Regions from separate parts of the Mus musculus genome. Here all the other regions are linked to region 2. The links are chromatin loops, found by intact Hi-C in ENCODE. Cell type or tissue: heart. All regions are shown on one strand.

Region 1 (4,000 bases), 580 kb after region 2:
GTTAACCTCTTACTGTGCCTAAGTTATAGACTAACCAGTCACAGAGTGGATAAGATGTTGGTTATGGAGGCCTAGTGGGTGGGAGCTCATAAATGGGAGCTCCTTACTTCCCACTGTTTCTTCATCCCAAGTCTCAGGGTACAACCCCTGCCAGGTAAGAAAGGACTTACTGCATGCATGTGTGTGGACCAAACCAGAGTCCTAGCTCAGACATACTCTTGTGTAGAGCCCAGGTCCTTTGCAGAGGGAGTAACAAAGCAAATCTCCCTGCTGGGGACTTTGCGGTGAGCTGGCAGCTCTTTACCATTTTAACTTCTGGTTAGCTCAGCACTTTTTATGTTTCTTAACTAGCTAGGCAAGTTTTATTGTTGTTTGGTTTGGGGGGTGGTTTTTTAATTTGGTTGGGTTTGGGAGTTTGTTTTGTTATTGTTGTTGTTTGGTTTGGTTTGGTTTGGTTTGGTTGGGGTTTTGTTGTTGTTTGGTTTTTGGGTTTGTTGGGTTTCAGGGATTTTGTTGTTGTCGTTGTTTGGTTTGTTTTTTCTTATGTGTATGGATGTTTTACCTGCATGTATGTCTGTGCACCACATGGGTGCCTAGTGCTTACAGAGGTCAAAAGGGGGCACTGGATCCCCGAAACTGGAGTTACAGACAGCTCCGAGCCACCATGTGAGTGCTGAGAATTGAAGCAGGCCCCTCTGGAAGAGCAACCAGCTCCTTCAGTTGGCTTTTCTTTGTGCTGTTAAATTCCTCATCTCTGCTTTACAAATTCAAAAACAGTAGGAAGTTGACCTGTAAACCAACCAAACAACAGCCCCAGAACTATACAAAATGACTGATATAGTCTCTGAAGCTATGATATAGTCTCTGAAGCTGACTTCACAGAGGTTGAGGGAGAGGTGAAGCCGAGCCTATCTCTCACAGTTATGCTACATGTCTGTGCCAGGCACTGGACTAGACCCTTTTATGTTATCTTACTCATACTTTCTGAGCCACGTTCGTAACTGGGCCCCACCTAACAGATGGGAGACCCGAGATTTGGAGAGATTTGCTATGTCCCCAAGGCTACCAAGACACACTGCTGCACTCCAGTGCCATAAGAAACATTAAATTTGCTGTTGACATTCTGCAGTCTGGTGACAGATGAGCATGTGCTGCAGTGACACCGGCCATGCTTAGATGAAGCAGAGAGGCACTCTGACTGTTCACACACTGGCCCAGGACATGGCCTCCAGCCCCCAGCAGACTCCTGCTTCCTTTTCTGAGCTGAGTTAAGGCCGTTTTCCATGTGGCAAGCTTGTAGAAACCCTGCTCTGCTTCCACCTTTGTCTTCTGTTTCCCATGCCATAGATGCTAACTCCCCTCCCCCATGTTTCTCTTTCCCAGCCCCAACCCTAGGGAAAGAACTCTGTGGATAGAAAAGGCAGGAGTGTGCATGGCTTAAATGGGAACCACCTTTCTTCCCTGTGGACCTCAATGTGGATCATAGAGTGGATGGGATGCAGGATGCAGAGGCCCCGAAGCATATCCCAGCTCATCTTTTCTTCCCTCCATAGTTTTGAGAAGCAGCTTCATGGGTATTTGGGGGAGCTTGTCCAATACAGGGTGCTCCCCTCCTTTCACCTCCCAACAGGAAACTACAATTCTGGTTTGCATCCTTCCAGACATAGCCCTGTCTTGAATTACTTCAAGCTTTATAATTTTCTACAATCTGGGAGTGGGGGAGATCTCTGTGGGTGAGAGGTTTCCTTTATAAACCAGCCTCAGAACTCATGGGATAGTGGAAGAGAAGCGACTCCACATAGTTGTCCTGTAACCTCTAATTCAGTTTTGTGACATGTACACACACACACACACACACACACACACACACTACCAACACCACCAGTGGTGATGATGATGGTGGTGGTGGTAGAGAGAAGGAGAGCAGAAGGGAGACAGGGCCATAGGGAGGGAGGGAGAGCGAGAGGGAGAGAGTTCCCATGTTTCATGAGTGGTTTCTCACTCTGAATGATTAGAGTGAAAATCCGCACAGCAGAATACCCTGACCTGCTCAACAGACCTGTCAGTGTCCCAGGAGCAGCCACTCACTTAGCTGAGCTCTGCAATGCAGGGGAAGTGAGGGTATCTTAGATGGGGAAAACAGTTACTGGGCATGCGCTTTGTCCTGGATCTCACAGGTCTTCAGCCTACATAGGCTCCCTCCCTCCCTCCCTCCCTCCCTGTCTCCTTCCTCATTACTGCTCTTTCTTTCTGTATTCCTCGTTGTGCAGGTCTGGATAGAATGTATGCTGTGTCAGTAGAGCAATGGGAATCTCCATCACTTATCTCAAAATCCTGGGCTTAACTTACTACCAGGAACACTCAACAGAAGGCAGTTAGTGCAGCACACTTGGGAGAGCGGTGAGATAAAGTAAATTGCTGATGCCTGGAAGTTTAGTGGATGATGAACTTACTGAACACACACCACCTAGTGGCAAGCTGGAGTAAGACCACCTCAGCACGGGGCCAGACGCTAGTTCTCCCAGAGCAGGTACTGTGCCCTGTGAGGCGCTTTCTCATTGTAGTATTGTATTATTTAATCAGCACGTGTATAAATCTCTCAGAGTGGGAGCTGAAGGATGAGTTACAACTGAGAACTTAGATCATCTGGCTGCAAAGATAGACTCCTTGCACAGCACACATTATGGGAGCCAAGGACAGCGGCAGCTTATCTGATTAGGAAGTTAGAATTCTGCACGAATAACAGCTACTCTCAAAGATTTGAGTAAATACCAGAGTATCCAGAACAATAGACGATTACTTCACATTTTTACATTTGGACACATTTTAATAGATAGCCGGCTCCCTGTTCCCATAAACTGAATCTATAATCTCCAGTCTAATACATAACAAGGACAGTACCCCTCCACATCTTTGTTTTTACAAGAGGGGACTGTGTTGATATTTCTGAGCCCAAGAACCATTTTCAGCTTTGTTTTTTCATCAATGGTGAAAGAAATATTCACCTGCAAGAAGAGCCAGTGCATTCTGAGATGAATAAATTCAACCAAATGTCACTGTTCACCATGAAACGACTAGTCAAAACAACATTCACTGCTTCTGATGATGTGTCATTGAAATTCGTCAAACTGAAACAGCAGATCTGCCTCACATAAACCCACGACAGCAAAACTGGCCCTTCATACAGTCTTGTGGCCTCTGGAGCAAATACCAACCCGGTGGGCCGAGGCTGGCCTGGGTGTGGCAAGCAGTGACGAATGCTTACTAAAATCCTCTAGTCACCATCGGGCGTCCTGGGGACCTGCATTTTGTGACTGAGTGCAAAAGTCTTCTAGGCCCCTGAGGTGAGGACATCTGCCTTGTCCTGGAAGAAGGAGCAGCAGCAGAAATGGCTCTTTCATCCTGCAGCCCAGCAGCCCTGCCAGGACCCCAGCCCGTATTACAAACATCTGCTCTCCCATTGTGCAGTGAGAGGCATTTGCTAGGTTGGGCCTTTGTTAGACTGGCATGGAGGACAAGGCCTACATCTTCACTCCACTTAAAGTCACCACTGGCCATGGGAAATGGTTTGTATAGGTGGATTTGGTGGGGTTCAAGTTGTTGGGAACTCCTTACTTGAATGAAGAGGACGGTCACCTTGCTCTACAATATTGAAAACAGAGATTACTAGCTGCGTTCCTTTCCCTGGACTCCTGAGGAAATGAGTCTTGGTTAACTGCTGGACACATAATGCCACCCTTCTTCTGCTGAAGTTTTTAGGGTATGAGAGAGGGAGAAACAGACACACACACAGAGAGACAGAGAGACAGAGAGAGACAAAGACACACCGAGAGAGACAGAGACACCGAGAGAGACAGAGAGACACATAGACAGAGACAAAAGATCAAAAATGTAGTTGTCTTTTGGGCCCCTGGGTCTGTGGGTCAACAATGACTGGGAAGCTGCCAAGTAACTCTAGTGAGACTCCAAATGAGGGCACGGAAAGAGAGAACAAAAGAAA
Region 2 (4,000 bases):
AGAGATAGGTAGGCAGATTTATCAATTGACTGACTCAGGGTCAGGGCCTTGCATGTAGCCCAGAATGGCCTTCAATTCACAATGTCTCTACTCCCTCAAGCACGAACCAAGATTACAGGCTTGTACCACCATGACTTGTTGTTAGTTTTGTGGTTATTCACAGCCCATTTCTTTCTAAAATATAAATTAAAAGACAGAGCCCCACTCTTTGCTGGGATGGTCTCCCAGGCCTTGCTCTGAAAGCCCATTCCACCACAGTGCCTCTGCTCAGAATTGCTTTCTTGCTTCCAGCATAGGCAGACAACCTAAGTCTAGCTTTTAATTTTATCTCTTATTTTTTGAGAATTTCAAGTGTATGATGCAGCAGATGACGTCACCACACACTTTGGCTATAAGGACATAGAGAAATCAATCTCACACTAACTGGAGAACTTCCTCCTTGCTGGCTCGTTTTCACAAGTGCCTGTGGTCTGTGCAGGCTCCTGGTGGGAAAAAATAAAGATCTTCTCAGCGCTAGACCTCGCATCCTTCCATGCTGAGCTGCCAGGCAATATCTGCCCACTTCTGCCATAGTGGCATGGCTGTTTTCGGGTAATAAGCCACTTTGATGAGTTTTGAACTCTGTTCTGTTGGAGGAAATGTCATGCCAGGTACTAGAACCTGGTCAAAAGCCCCTGGCCTGGGAGAGCATATGCTATTTTTACTAAATGATTATGCTGTTAAATTGTATAATTCTGAATATTTCTTTACATCTATAGACCAGGACTTCTCTCAAGCTTGCTTAATGAAGCTTCCCTTGGCCGTGGGCAACAGTCAGTGGCGTGATGCGGAACTTGACAAAGTGACTGACTGCTGGGCCCTAAACAGGACATCTCTATTAACCACACCAACTGCACCAATTGCACTGGGAAGGCTCCGGGCAACACTGTGGGAAGGGAGACAAGGAGAACAGAAGAGCCAGAAGCTCTGGAGAGGACAGGTTTCAAAGAATTAGGTCTTCTTATCTATTGCCAACAGTGAGGCAGACTATCAGTGTTTAAGTTTTTGGCCACTCACAGAAGTTCTAGCTTGCGCATGTCAGGTATGAATGGGTACTTCCAAAGGTGCCCTTAAACCCAGTGGGGGGAGTCCATTGCATTTCATTCAACTAGGATCATCTCCACATATTTTGTAGATGAATATATTTAAAAAACACTTTTTATCTAAGCATAGAGTAGACTTTCTGATGATTATTTGTGAATCCTGCACCATTAAAAATTCAAAGAAAAAGGGAGGCAGGCGTGGTAGTAAAAAGATCTCTAAAATCCTAGCATTCGAAAGGCTGCGGCAAGACAATTTTGAGTCCAAGGAAACATAGTGAGACTCTATATGAAAAAACAAAGGGCTAAGATACCATTCAGAGGTGGTGTGTTCCCTGGCTTCCCTGGGGCCTGATTCTGACCACTGATAGGCAAATTGATAATCCAAAGGCCAGAGAACAGTGACGCGCAATATGCCGTAAATCCACAAGGTGGCGATATTTTATCGCACTTAGAGAAACGCTTCCCTTTGGCTTCCTTTGCCTTTAAATGTATGAGGGCCCCCAAACCTGTGGTTTTCCCAGTATTAACCTAGTTTGAATGTAATAAGCCAAAAGAGTTGAATATTTAGGATTAGTGTCTATACCTGGCAACGCCAAAGTGCAAGCCTATAGAGTAGGAAGGAGCTACTGCCAAGAGGCGGGCTTTTGAGACGCCACACTTAAAGTATCCCTAACATTGAGACTCTTGAAGCCTTTCTCGGCAATGTTAGGCACCCTTGGACGTACAGTGTCTCTACCTCTGTTAGTATATCTACCCAGGACCCAGTGAAGCAGGTGAGGACGGGTTTCCTTAGCATTCCGATGCACGGAGCCATGTGTGTCCACCCACACCTCACCAAGGCTTGTGAGAAAGTCTCACGACTGTTTGTACCTTACCCAGCCATGCTGCAAGTCTGGCCTTTGAGCTCTCCCACACAGTAGAATGATAAGGTTTTCATTCATCCTCCAGTGACCAGAGCAGACAACGTCTAAGGGGAGGACCACAAGGAAGTCTGCTATCACCGTCACCACCATGCAATCCCTAAGGCACCCTACTTCCATCACAGGATAGTAAGGCAGTTTATTACTTGTGCCCTTCAGCCACAGAGCTGAAGTCTACAGCATAGTCTCCGACGATACAGAAACTGCAGAAAGCAAACTCCCATGCCCTCACTTGTTATTCCTAGGGAAGGCGATGGATAATATAATTACATTGTGATGGATTGAATCTGACAGACAGCAGAAAAGGCAAGCCAGAGAACATGAACTAGGGAATGGGTTTTTCAATGATATTCCATGTCTCTTACAGTCAGGGTTGGAAGGGGGTAGGGCAAGTGTGAAGACACACACAACTTGCATTACAAACTTTATCCGTTTCTCTTTGAGGCAAAGAAAGGTTCATTGTGTGCTGGCTTGGTGTGAGGCATCTCACCACCAGTTTTATTTTATACACCTGATCTCTTTTCATTACCCTTGCTGTTTGGATGAAAACATTGAATACAGTGTTCCAGAGATGAAGTACTTCAGGTTCATACAACTGTCCATCCTGAGCTTCAAGTTCATACTCAGCAGTTGTATGGCCCTGGTTAAAACCAGATCTAGCCAAGGCCACACACGCTGCTGTGCTCACCCTCTAGGGTGTGTTCTGTGATGATGGTCAGTCCCCGGCTGGCGGTACCCTGAGTAGGTACCGCCTGAGACAAGAAGCAGAATCCCAAGCAGCAAGTGAAGCTATAACTTCTAGACTCTCCCTCAGCACAAGCCTGTGGGTTGGAGAAAGGACCATGGACTCCTGGCCAGGAAAGGAAGCCAGAGTTCCATCGGAAAGGATTCCCGGGGCTAGAGAGACAGGTTCCATGGTTAAGATCGTCGGCTGCTCTTGCAGAGAACCTGGGTTCAATGCCAACACCCACATAATGGCTCGCCACCATCTGTAACTTCAGATCCAGGGGAATCTGGCCTGCAGGGCCCCCACATGCTTGTGGTATATAAACACACATCCAGGCAAAACACTCAGACACATGAAATATATTTTTTAAGGCAAGGAATTCTAATTAGATAGTTTTGGTAAAAACCCTAAAGAGATCTTCAGGAGAGACAAGATCCAAACCTCCAAGGGCCCAGGAGCTTTTTGGGGTCTACTTTTTTTTTCTTTTTCTTTTTTTGATTTTTGTTTTTTGAGACAGGGTTTCTCTGTGTAGCCCTGGCTGTCCTGGAACTCACTTTGTAGACCAGGCTGGCCTCGAACTCAGAAATCCACCTGCCTCTGCCTCCCAAGTGCTGGGATTAAAGGCCTGTGCCACCATATCCAGCTTTGGGGTCCACTTTTCATTTTAAATTAATATTCATATATTGATGATGTAATGAATGAATAATACATGTGCATTTGTAAGTGAGCTCTTTAAGTCATTTGAGCTTCGGACTTCTCAGACTGAGTCTGTCTCACCAGTGTCTTTACCTCCTGTTTAATATTTTGCCCTCGGTGTTGAGAAGGCTGTAAAAGATCCCTCATCAATCTTGAAGCTGCCACGTTAGGCACCTGGTACCCGCCTGAAGCATCGTGTTCCTGCGAGAGGAGTGGGAGCAAAGGAAGCAAGGGGGGGGGGGGGAGAGGCAGGAGAACATGGTTACACGGAGGCTTGGCAACTGGTCCACTCTGCGAAGGGAGACAGGGGACTCACATGAGGCCCTCTTAGGAGGGCAAATTGTGAGCTGGGGCACATAGCTCAGCAGTTCTGGGTTTGATCTAGAATGTGTGTGTGTGTGTGTGTGTGTGTGTGTGTGTGTCTGTGTGTGTGTGTGCATGTGTGCGCGCATGTGTGTGTGTGTATCTGTGTATATGTATGTGTGTCTGTGTATGTGTCTGTGCCTGTGTGTGTGTCTGTGTGTGTGTCTGTGTCTGTGTGTGTGTGTGTACGTATGTGTCTGTGTGTGTGTGCA
Region 3 (4,000 bases), 720 kb after region 2:
CTTGATTTCAAATCTTTTGGTACATACCAGGTGACAGAATTCCTGGGTCACGTGGCAGTTTATGAGAAAGTCTCCATAGTTTACAATGGACAGCCACCTTTCTTTCTGCCAGCAATGCCTGATGTTTCCAGCACCCCACACTGCGGCCGCTGTTCTCACAGCTGCTGTTCTGACAGAGTGGCATATGGCTATAGTTTGGGGTGTTTTCATTGTTATTGGAGACAGGGTTTCTCATTGTAGACCAGGCTGTCCTCGAACTCAGAGATCCGTCTGCTTCTCTGCCTCCCAAGTACTGGGATTAGAAGGGTACCCCACCACACCCAGCTGGGCTTCATTTTTAAACAGCGAATTTGTCTTTGTAGAGATGCATAGTGTAGGGCCCTCAAGAGGTGGTTGAGTTTTCTAAAGATTCCAACCGGAAAATCCCAGTCCCTCATACGTGTGTGCTGTGACTGGTGCCGACTGTGTCCATGAGACACAAACAAGAGGCTCCTAGGTATTGACTTCCATGTTTTTATTGTACACTTGGTGCATTTAAAGACACTCCGAGGGCAAGCACTGGATAGAGACATCGTTTGATTTGTAGATATCTGTACAAAAGGCTGTTAAGACCACATGTTCAGTCCTCCCCCCACAGGAAACAAAGGTTTTCTGTTATACTGCTTCAGCTATGACATTTCAGTTCGCACACGTGATTAGAGACACGTCCTTATTGATTCCTGCAAGAATTCTCTGCATGACAGTTCAGGATGGTTGGCTTCAGTCAGTAAAAACACGTGTGACACACACCACAGGACAGGAGTTGGGGCTCAGCGCCATGTAGAATGAAATGCCGCGGCTGCGGGAGGCATGGGAGAGCCAGGATGCTCGAGCAATGCCTGCCACACCTCTCCCACCATGGTGTGCTTTCTCCCAAGGCTGAACTCTCAGCTGAAATTAGTTGTGATACAAGAACTCAAGTCAGTAATTTCAAGACACGCACACCTGGCTGCCCTGAGGTCCTTCCAGAGTAGCATCACCTGCGTCAATGTTCGATGACAGTAATTTTGTGGTGACAGTTATTTTCACAGCTACTGATTCATCTAAGAGTAAGGGAGCGTCACCACCGAGCTCTACTAGGCGTACAGCTGCTTCATCAGCTTGTGAGGCCGACTCCTACAGACACTGGAGCTTGTGTTGGGCTAAGTCTCCACAGCGTTTATCAGATGCTTAGCTAGCGTTCAGGCATCCCAAGAATGAGCAAAGACTATTTCCACTTTACTACCTTACGTAGACACTCGGGTGTCTGCCCCCAGCTAGGCTGCCATTTTCATTTACTGCAAATCTCATCTCCACAACACTAGCTAGCTTAGGTTAGGTTCTGTGGGACAGGTGAGACAGGCAGTCCATCCTTCATGATCGTGACTTATTTCTGCCCAAAGTGTGCTCAGGATCCCCTGCCCTCAGGCTTAATAGACATAGGGTGGTCTTCTGGGAAGTTATTTACTGATCGATCTTAAACATTCCCGAAGATCTATTTTTCTGCATGCTGTTCATAAAAGTGACCCCTGATTGAGAAATTACCCATGTCAGAAGTGTTTCTTCAAAGGGAAATCTGTTACATGAATTTTAAAACAAATATTCTCCTAAGTCTGCTTACTCAAAATCCAGTATTATTTCTGCTGTTAGTTTGGCTAAACTCACTAAAGTACGTGCGGGCACCTCGGCAGATTCCCTACTGTCCTCTTGTCTGCCCCCATCCATCCCAGTAAGCAAAGCTTTCATAGCTGGGCTCCTTATCCATTGCCGGAGGAGAAAACCCTTAGAGGGCTGCTGTGCCCTCTGGTGGTAAGATGACAACATGGTTGAGCTGTCCAATGCTCCTAAGAGGATTGGCCTTTCTCCGTGATGCTGGACTACAGTCAATAATAAAAACAACCACTGGGTTTTCTAGTGCACACCTGCATAATAGCGTCACAGCCATCTTCAACCTTGGCCAAAGTAATGAAGAAGGTCGCTGTGTCGTTTGCTACCATTAGACCTCTGATCAAACCCCAAATTACCTGGGTTGTCTCAGGCAGGTCAGATCTGATGAGCTGGCCTCAGAGGTGGAGGGCAGACCACACAGGGAAAGCACAGCACGGCTTTCTGCACCACCTTCCTTAAAGAGCTCAGCAGATGAGGCTGGGACAGGCAACTACTTCCTCCTCAAACCTTGTTCTTTTTCCCCTTTGCACCTGCTGGGCACTTTCAGCTTAGCTGCTCTACCTGTGTCCCTCTGTCCATCAGCAAGAGATACCAGTTTGTCATGAGTTTGTCCCATCTCTTGTGTTTTGCCATTTGTTTATACATGGAACCCACAAACCAATCAAGGAAAGAGCTCACAGTAGACATTCTCTCTCTCTCTCTCTCTCTCTCTCTCTCTCTCTCTCTCTCTCTCTCTCTCGGGTTGGAAGAGAAACAAGATTTGTCCCCCCAAAAAAACCTGTAGCCTGAATCACATTGTGAAATGAGGGCTCAGGTCCCTGCCAGCCCTAAGCCATGCTTGAGATCACTGGTGGACAGTTTCTGTTTGCTCAGCCCTGTCAAGAGTGAGGACCTATAATTAGGCCCCGCAGCACATGCTCTCTAGCCTCTCCTCTAGTCTACACTTCTGTCAGTCATCTTTACGCCTGGCCCTTCAGTCGTGCAGAGTGGCAGTGGATAGGCACCTATACCTCTTTCCTGTTCCAGACAGCATCCAAAGGAATCTGTTGGGCAGTGGGGTGTGAGAACAAAGTGGAGGAGATCCTGGAGGTCAGGTACTCAGCACACTGATGTGGGATCTAGTTAACGAGGCAGTGGGTGGGACGAGGGAGACTGTTCTGTGGATAAATGTCTCACTGCCTTCTGCCCTCAGCCCGCCCTGTCTTCCTCACACACTCCTGTGGCGTCAAATCCTTTGTGCAAACACACGGATGCTGGAAACAAATGAGTTTAATTTCAGGCTCTGCTGAGACCAGGGCTGCTCAGATTCCAGGTACATTAGCTATGCTCTCAGCAGTCAAGAGCGACCCTTTCCTTTCCCTCTTTGGCTGAGATTTGCAGCTGTGTGTGGCTGTATGCCAGGGCCATTTAATGAATCTCATACAAGTTGCTGACAATCAAATCCCAATCAATTTCCACACAGGGCCAGGTCCTCAGGTGGGAGCACTGTGGATGAGGAACTGTGGCTAACATGGATGCCCAGCTCTCCTCCAGGCGGAAGCAGGTCTGCTCCACTGCACATGAGCACAGCTCACAGAAGACAGGTCTTTCAAAAATCGCATACACCAGAGCAGAGCTGGGACTGTACCAGTCCTCTGTTCCTTCCCAGGACATTGTGGGGACTATGAGCTACATACAGGCCTGTGCTCTGTGGCAGGAAGCTGGGGGGCTCTCCCCCATCCACACACAAAAGCCTTTGGTATGAACAAAAGCCTTTTGTTAACCCTAAAGAAACCACTATCTAGAGAGGGACCAGGCCCTTCACAGCTCTTGTCTTTCCCACCAGCGTGGCCCTGCAGCCCTGTCCAAGGCGGAGGGAACTCAAGTTCCTCATAAGAAGCTAAGGTGTCCATTGTCACTGAAATATAAGAACATCTTCAAGCCCATAGCTTATCACACAATGGAGCAAGAGGCAAATGGGATCGCGTTACATAGCAAAGGGGGGAGGGTTGCTAAGCTGAACAGAGGGAACATTTAGACACAAGGAGGCCACATGGTAACTCTCGGTTTACTCACACAGAAGAGTGTTTATCTGCTGGTAATTTAGTCGGGTGGGAAGTTTTGAGTAAGGGTGAGGGTGCTTACATCACTTAAAGAACTTCATCTCGGTGTCCACACAGTCATAGAATAGGTCCCCCACCTCGGCGGGGTCCGGGGGCTCGGGGCTGCTCAGAATCTCGTCCATGGCCTCCAGGCCTTGCTTCTCCAACTCCAGCATGGTCTTCCTCAGGGTGCGACCTTGCTCCTGAGGAAAGGACACAGCCGTGCAGAATGG

What was found. A loop is a pair of places that touch in the nucleus more often than their neighbours do. Peaks named below come from ENCODE experiments on the same cell type or tissue, not always from the same donor. Only the 100,000 strongest peaks of a DNase experiment are listed, where the experiment ranks them.
Region 1: a loop joins it to region 2, with 4 times the contacts of the local background. A loop is called at or near these places in 11 of 42 quality-filtered maps.
Region 3: a loop joins it to region 2, with 5 times the contacts of the local background. A loop is called at or near these places in 4 of 42 quality-filtered maps.

The regions. Positions count from the first base shown.
Region 1 is chr6:54,365,822-54,369,821 of GRCm38, forward strand. All of the region lies in intron 3 of 9130019P16Rik (RIKEN cDNA 9130019P16 gene), which reads right to left. Among named protein-coding and RNA genes, the nearest start is that of Prr15, 41 kb to the left of the region's middle. In heart, a CTCF peak has its summit at 2,473; a DNase peak (open chromatin) is centred at 2,470; H3K27ac peaks cover 537 bases.
Region 2 is chr6:53,781,564-53,785,563 of GRCm38, forward strand. No RefSeq gene overlaps it. Among named protein-coding and RNA genes, the nearest start is that of Tril, 37 kb to the right of the region's middle. In heart, a CTCF peak has its summit at 1,502 (motif pointing right); no DNase peak of the experiment used is centred here; H3K27me3 peaks cover 538 bases.
Region 3 is chr6:54,505,393-54,509,392 of GRCm38, forward strand. Scrn1 (secernin 1) reads right to left here. Exons shown (of 8, transcript NM_027268.2): 8 at 3,424-3,970. The coding sequence ends at 3,812. Among named protein-coding and RNA genes, the nearest start is that of Gm52863, 5.0 kb to the right of the region's middle. In heart, a CTCF peak has its summit at 1,828 (motif pointing left); no DNase peak of the experiment used is centred here; H3K27ac peaks cover 672 bases.